Regions from separate parts of the Homo sapiens genome. Here region 2 is linked to region 1. The links are chromatin contacts, found by Hi-C in ENCODE. All regions are on one chromosome and are shown on one strand. Each heading gives the region's core, a stretch centred on a gene start or an enhancer-like site at or near the end of the contact. The rest is flanking DNA. Distances are from core to core; before and after follow the strand shown. Region 1 holds the start of CCDC50 (coiled-coil domain containing 50). Region 2 holds the start of OPA1 (OPA1 mitochondrial dynamin like GTPase).

Region 1 (3,248 bases), core at 749-3,248:
CTGAGGCACGAGAATCACTGGAACCTGGGAGGCAGAAGTTGCAGTGAGCCAAAAGGAACTAGGGGAAGCCATCACACTCTAGGCCTGAAGGGACACTGGAAACAAATTGTTTTATTAGAGACCCATGAGAGCTGAGGCCATGGAAAAGAGGCCTCTACACAGGCCCTGTAGTCATAGAGGGACAGGACTGTGGCCAAAATTTTGGGTTAAAGGAAAGAAGAATACTCTGATATTTCTCTCCTCCCTTCTTTTGATTTTCTGCCAGTGCTTCCCATTGGTCAATCACAACAGGAAGCCACAGGTCAAAGGGGCCTAGTGATTTATCTGTAGGCATCCAAAGGCACGGCTTGGTAGAGAAGTAGAAACGATAGATTTGGGGAGGGAAACAGAAAATACTGCTGTTATAAATATTCTCTAGACCACAGGAAGTTAAAAAAAATTACTAGATTACAGGACAATTAAAAAATTCCCATAAATCTACCTTTCTAATACCACTTCCTTCTTATTCCCACATTTAACCTGCTGAGTGTTATCTCTGCCTAGCACTGGGGTGGGTAAACTTTTCCTGTAAAGCATATTTTAGACTTTGAGGCTTAAGAGGCAAGGTCGAAAATATTATGTCCTATTTATGTAGTGATTTGAAATGTAATTATTTGAACATATAAAAAACAGTCATTCAAATTCAGTGGCGTAGATTTGGCCTGTGGGCTATACTTTGCTACCCTCTGGCCTTGAAAGTCTTCTAAATTTTTGCTAGCCTAAAATCCACCTACTTTTCAATGTCAAGTTCAAATAAAACCTCCCCTACGTGGCCTCTCATACTGGGACTCTGAGCTGTGAGTGACAGAAAATCAACTATTACTAGCTTAAGCAAAACTGAGGATAAGTTGAGAGTTTGCGGGTTGTAGATCCCAGAATCCAGGAGTTGCTGAAATGCCAGCTGCTCTGGGGATATCCTGCTTTGCTACTGTGGTAACATCAGAACATGCCCTCTTCATCTCCCTTTCTCTTCTCTTTGCTTCTGTCTTCAGTTTGGCCTCATCATCTCCTAGAGGCAGATCTTTTCCACAAGAAACAGAATATGTAACTCTTTATGTACCCAGGAAAGTATTCTGTTTGACCTGTCTTGGTCACCCAGCCACCCTTCGATGAACCCATGTCGGTGGAGGAAGGGGGAAGAGTGATGGGGTAGTCTCGAGGTTCAGACATGGCACACGTTTGGGAGAGAAGCTCACCTCTGAGGAGTGGGGAAAGAGGCAGTTTCCCAAAAGGAGGATGCATTCTGTTGCCAGGAGATGAAACAGGAGAGGTTGTCTATTTTAGAGAGATAGAAATGTCACAATTACAATCCAATGTGTGCAGCGCTATAACAGAGATAAGTCTGACGCCTCGTTATCACCCACAGTACCTAACATCACACTTGGTAGACACATTCATGCGATTTTGATGAATGAATGACTCAGTTCTCCCAGCTGATTGTGTACACACTCTACTCCAAACTGGCCCAGAATTTTATCAGCTGCTCTTCATTCTGTACGTTGTATTTGGGGTTTTTATGGCCATCTACCATCTCTCCTCTAATTCCGGGTGCAAAAAGAGTGTATGAGAGAGAGGCAAGCATGCAGTAAACATCCTGTGTTAATCTCAATCCCAGAACCAGACCACAGAATGCTGACTACACCGCTCACGGGAAAGACTATGTTTTAGGTGACCCGTGTGGCCTTTTTGTTGAGGCCTTTAGGATACAAGGCCCCCACCTAAAGACGCGACCCTCCCGTAGGAGGGGGGCAGGGCCCGGGGGCGGGAGCACAGCGGGGCCCCAGCCTCAGGCGGCGCGTCACTGAGCACAAAGGAGACAACAGCGAGGCGGCAGCGGGCGCTGATCTTCGCTCGCCAGCCACTCGCAATTGCGGTTACAGACCTGCAGCTCCCCCTCCCCCAGCCGGCCCGCCCGCCTTTCTGTCTCCTCTCTCCCTCCGTACTGGACGGCCCCGGTCCATTTCCGGGCTCCGGATATTTGGTATCGATTGGGGCCGGGGACGCGGAGCAGGTGGCCGCGGCGGGGCAGCTGGGCCGCCAGCTTGGTGCCTCGGGGACCGTCTCCCGCTGCTTTGGTCACCAGCCCCTGCCCGCCCGACCCGCTCCGTTCTCCGGCCTGCGAGCCCTGCCGGCCGGACTTTGCGCCGCGTCCGGCGCTGCTGCTGCGCTCGGGGCCCCGCTCGGCGCCGGCGGTGACCGGGAAGCCCGCGTTAAAGGGGCAACCGGGACCCTGGCCCGGTATGGCTGAAGTCAGCATCGACCAGTCCAAGCTGCCTGGAGTCAAGGAAGGTAAGGGCCCCGGAGGGAGAGCGCGCGGGACCCTCCCCTCTCCCAGCCCGAGGTTCTCTCAGGTCAGGGGCGTTGCCATTTCGGCTCCCGCGGCCCTCGCCCGGTGCCCGCCCTGCGTTGGCCTTGCCCGGACGTGAAAGGAATTGAATTCAGGTTCTAGTGTGGGACGTTGGGCAAGTCTCCGACGTTCCAAGCCCGTTTTTTCTCAAGGGGGTGGTTGGGGGGGGGGGGGGCTAGCAGCAGCCCCAGCAAGTAGGTGGCTGTGCCCGTGTTCTCGTGCATCGCAAAGCCTCAGTGGACGCTGAGAGCCGGGTGAATCTGACTTACTCCGCTTCTAAAAAATCGAGGCCCAGCCTGGCTGGCTTGAAGGCTGGGAAGTGGAGAGGGGTTGACATTCAGTTCCGTGTGGAGCCTTTGTTTTGAAACATGACTCTTTCCCTCCTTCTCTCCCTACTTTTCCTAGGCCGGCGTCTGGCTGGCTGACTTTCCCACCTTCCTCAAGGTTTAAAAGTTTAGTCTTGGCTGTGTTCTGCGCGGGCGGGAAGCCACTATAAGCATTTTCTTACAAACAAAACACACACACACACACACACACACACACACACAATAGTGAGCGAGGGGAACAGGGGACTGATGGCCTTGTCATTGCTTTTTGTACCAATGTCCAGGAAAGTAGAGATTAGTACTGACCTGGCTTTAGCTGACAGCAAGTAGCCTTTTGACTTCCCTTCTCTTGTTTTTCCACTAGCTGCCTCAGGACCTAGCTTTTTTTTGCTGAGATCTTAGGTGCTGGATCGCCTTATGCCTTGAGTTATCTTTGTTTATTCTTTGGTCCTAGGAAGCATAGACGTTCCAGAGTGCTGACGCAGACCCCTAAGTTCCAAGGGCTTTGCAAAATCGGCTTCTGTTGTGAATGTCAT
Region 2 (3,722 bases), core at 321-2,820, 2.3 Mb after region 1:
TCTTTGCATACATGGGAATGATTCCACAGGATAAATGCCTAGAAGTAGAACTGCAAAACAAGGGCTTCATAAAACATATGATAACCATATATAAATGGTGATGGTGGTTAGTTTCTCCTTTTTTTATGGTTAAAGTCTTTTATCCCTAATTTTTCTTTTTTGTTGTTGTTGTTAAAGTCTCTTGGTTTCTCTTATTTTATTTTCTAAAATAACAAGGAAGTAACGATTACAAAGACACTTTTTGTACAACCCTACAATCCCAGGAAGATCTACAGTTTGCACAGGTTGGTACAGCAAATTGCTCTCTGGACCTGCCATTGAAACAGTCACCACAATAAATAAAGAAAATTCTAAGAGTCCTGCATTTGGGAAGTTTACTATCAATGGCTAGGTCTACTCTTGGTGGTATTGTGAGTGCATGGGTCCAGACTTATGATTCTGACAATTAAGGGAAAAGGAATTGTCTTTATGCTCTGTGTATTTGTGTATGTGTGTGGCATGGGTGGGGGGCGGGTAGTGGGGAGGAGGTGAAAGGTCCCTGAAGTAAAGAGGATGCACAGGACCCTTTTATTTTAGTCCCTAAAAATTGGCTTCATAACCGTTCACAGGCCACATCCCTTTTACGGGCCCTGGTTTCCTTACAAAACATAAAAGGTTTGTGTTGGAAGGGGAAAGGAGTATTTAAAGTGATGGAGGAGAGGAGCTCAAGATGGCTGAGATCTGGGCCTGTCCAACATTGAGAAATTTGGGAGGGGAGCCATCAAAGAAGCCTGGGAGCAGCAGTTCCAGGGAAAAAGGAGAATGTGATGGCCAGAGAGCCAAAAGAAAAAGTAGTTGAAGGAGTGCTCAGCACTAGGCATCTGAACTGAATGCTGTGGCAGGCTCACTGGCCACAAACAATAGGGAGCTGGTGGAGGCCTTGACGAGGACCATTTCAACAAACTGGTGGGCTTAAAATCCGGAAGAAACAGTTGAACAAATCATTTTGACGCCTTTTATAAACCACACAAGCTTATTCCAAACCCGTTACTGGCCTAACTGATTTAAGTCCCTTTCCCATCTGATCCTCAGAGATTCTAAGGGACTTAGCCTATCCATGACTCTTCGTCCTGCTTCTCACCTCCCATGATTGCCCTAACGATGTGAAAGTGCTTTCAAACAAAGATGCCCAAGAAAGAAGGTAGGCAAATGTGCAAGCATTAGTTTGTAGTACGCTATTACTGTATTTCACCTTGCACTCTCTAGTTTCCTTCGTGCTCCCTCAATATCCAACTCTTAATAAATTCATGGCTCCCGGTGAGCATTCATCAATTCTCATTCCACGCCTTTAGCCCTTCCCGTTCCCGCCCAACTCTCGCTCCCTCCCCTGGCCAAATCTCTAACCTGCAAGGCTAATTCCGAATTCCAAATCGGAAGCAAGAGGGCGGGGCCCCGTGAGAGGCGATGGATTGCTCCAGTCCGTTCCCGACGCACTGTGCGCATGCGCTGGTCCTCCGCGGACCGTTCGTGCTGCCCGCCTAGAAAGGGTGAAGTGGTTGTTTCCGTGACGGACTGAGTACGGGTGCCTGTCAGGCTCTTGCGGAAGTCCATGCGCCATTGGGAGGGCCTCGGCCGCGGCTCTGTGCCCTTGCTGCTGAGGGCCACTTCCTGGGTCATTCCTGGACCGGGAGCCGGGCTGGGGCTCACACGGGGGCTCCCGCGTGGCCGTCTCGGCGCCTGCGTGACCTCCCCGCCGGCGGGATGTGGCGACTACGTCGGGCCGCTGTGGCCTGGTAAGTGCAGGCTCTAATCTGGCCCCGTTAATTCTGGGGCCTCTTGAGAGTGGGGCTGTCTTATCTCTATCTCCAAAAATGTGCAGGTGACTCTCAGGCCAGGCCGACGGCAGTTGGAGAATTCCCAGATGTTCTTGAGGACCCAGAATGACAGGAGCCCTGGCTGGGCTTACGTTCGGAGCCGGCTTCAATACTGGCCCTTTTCTCTGGCCCTACCCAACCCGAAAATTCTGGACGCCTCTCAATCTTGGCCCGTCTCTATTGTCCTTTTGTCTCTGCCCTTTACACCCTTGTGTCTTCAGTGTTCTGTCTGTCTCTGGTTGCCTCTTTTGCCTTTTTTCTGTCCTCTCCCTGCCAGGTTTGGCTCTGTCCATGAGTCACCTCTCTCCACATTTCTCCTAACTCTCGGTGTCTTCTTTTTCTTCCATTTCCACGCCATGTGTACATTGCATCTTCAGGTACCTGGGCTCTTCTATCGGGGAAAGGGGCGTCCGTCTCTTTCCCTAGCCCGCTGATAGAAGTCAGAACTAGAGCAATGACGCACACGGTGTCAGAGACGGTGATTCGAGATGCCCTTTCAATAGCAGCTTTTTTCTGTGTTTCGGGAGGGAGACTTACTTTTTGATGCAAGGTCGTGAACGTGGCACCACCTTTCTAATCTCAATCATTGTTGCCCTGGGGTGGTTTAATTCTAAATAGAAAATCATAGAAATCTTTTCATTTCTGTGCGTTACTATATGCATTGTAATGAGATTAAATTGGATTTTATAGGAAATTTTGTTCTAGTATCATTAGATACCTTCAAGCTTAGCTCATTGTTGCAGGCATTTGATAGGAAGTAAGATGCATCAAGCAAAATTGGAAAAACGTGGTTTTCCTGAATTAACTTCTAAGCAGTTGTTTTGAATTTTTTCCAGACCTTTTTAAGTGGTATAGATAATTTATCGTGTTTATAAGGAATGGAATGCATTCGTTAGTTTGTTTTTGTTTTGTTTTGAGACGGAGTCTTGCTCTGTCGTCCAGGCTGGAGTGCAGTAGCGCTATCTCGGCTCACTGCAACCTCCGCCTCCCAGGTTCAAGCAATTCTCCTGTCTCCGCCTCCGGAGTAGCTGGAATTACAGGCACGCGCCAGCACGCCTAGCTAATTTTTGTATTTTTAGTAGAGAGGGGGTTTCACCATTTTGGCCAGGCTGGTCTCGAACTCCTGACCTCATGTGATCCACCCTCCTCGACTTCCCAAAGTGCTGGGATTACAACCGTGAGCCACCGCGCCCGGCCCAATTTGTTTTATATAGGTTAACTGGAGTCCAAAATACAGAACTAGATGAGATAACAATAGTTAACAGTGTTAGTCAGTTAGAATTATTGCATAGGTATTTTTAATCTCATGGAATTTTAGTCTTTGAGTAAGTTCACAGCCCTTGGTATTAAAGTAAGTTATTTACAACCCTTGCATTTCTACTTCTCAATATTTAGTGAGGAAACATATCTGATTTTCTTTAAATAAAAAGAGAAAAGACTGCAGAAGATAGCATTCTCTGTTGGAGCAATTAAGATGTATAAGAAGAACTACAAAGACGGAGTTTTAAAACAAACTGATTTATAAGTGGTATTTATTTAATTGGCTGTCATTGGGCTAAATTATTTCTAAAGTTACCATGGATGCCATTGAGTCATGGCTTAAAAATGTCTCCTGGTGATGGCACAGTTTAGCTACCTAAAGAAGTAGAGATGTGGGAAGCCAGAAGCCCCAAGCTCTGCAGTTTTTCTTTTGCTATAGTTCCTTTGCATGTTGTGAAAGAATACAGTTAAATTCCTGCTCCCTAACAGATGAGAGCATAAGCATTTCTTTGGGCATACATATGTAAATACATGCTCATGGACATGTGAAAAGATCAATACTAACATTTGGGTGCAATAAATAATTGTGTAAAATTATTTTTAAAAGAA

Evidence for each region. Hi-C counts contacts between places; a loop is a spot of excess contacts on that map. Pooled maps may share reads with other maps.
Region 2: a loop to region 1 is called in a pooled map, with 7 times the contacts of the local background. The contact joins the promoter of OPA1 here to the promoter of CCDC50 in region 1. A Hi-C loop is called at or near these places in 6 of 50 pooled maps.

Annotation. Positions count from the first base shown.
Region 1 is chr3:191,327,396-191,330,643 of GRCh38, forward strand. CCDC50 (coiled-coil domain containing 50) reads left to right here and starts at 1,999. Exons shown (of 12, transcript NM_178335.3): 1 at 1,999-2,328. The coding sequence starts at 2,280. UTS2B (urotensin 2B) reads right to left here and starts at 3,131. Exons shown (of 9, transcript NM_198152.5): 1 at 3,019-3,131; 2 at 1,236-1,314. RefSeq lists enhancers at 1,566-2,167, 2,168-2,768 and silencers at 1,695-1,774, 1,875-2,154.
Region 2 is chr3:193,591,638-193,595,359 of GRCh38, forward strand. OPA1 (OPA1 mitochondrial dynamin like GTPase) reads left to right here and starts at 1,571. Exons shown (of 31, transcript NM_130837.3): 1 at 1,571-1,772. The coding sequence starts at 1,741. It also overlaps a transcript of ATP13A4 not described here. RefSeq lists enhancers at 1,233-1,884, 1,280-1,349, 1,400-1,449, 1,885-2,536, 2,050-2,129 and a silencer at 1,670-1,819.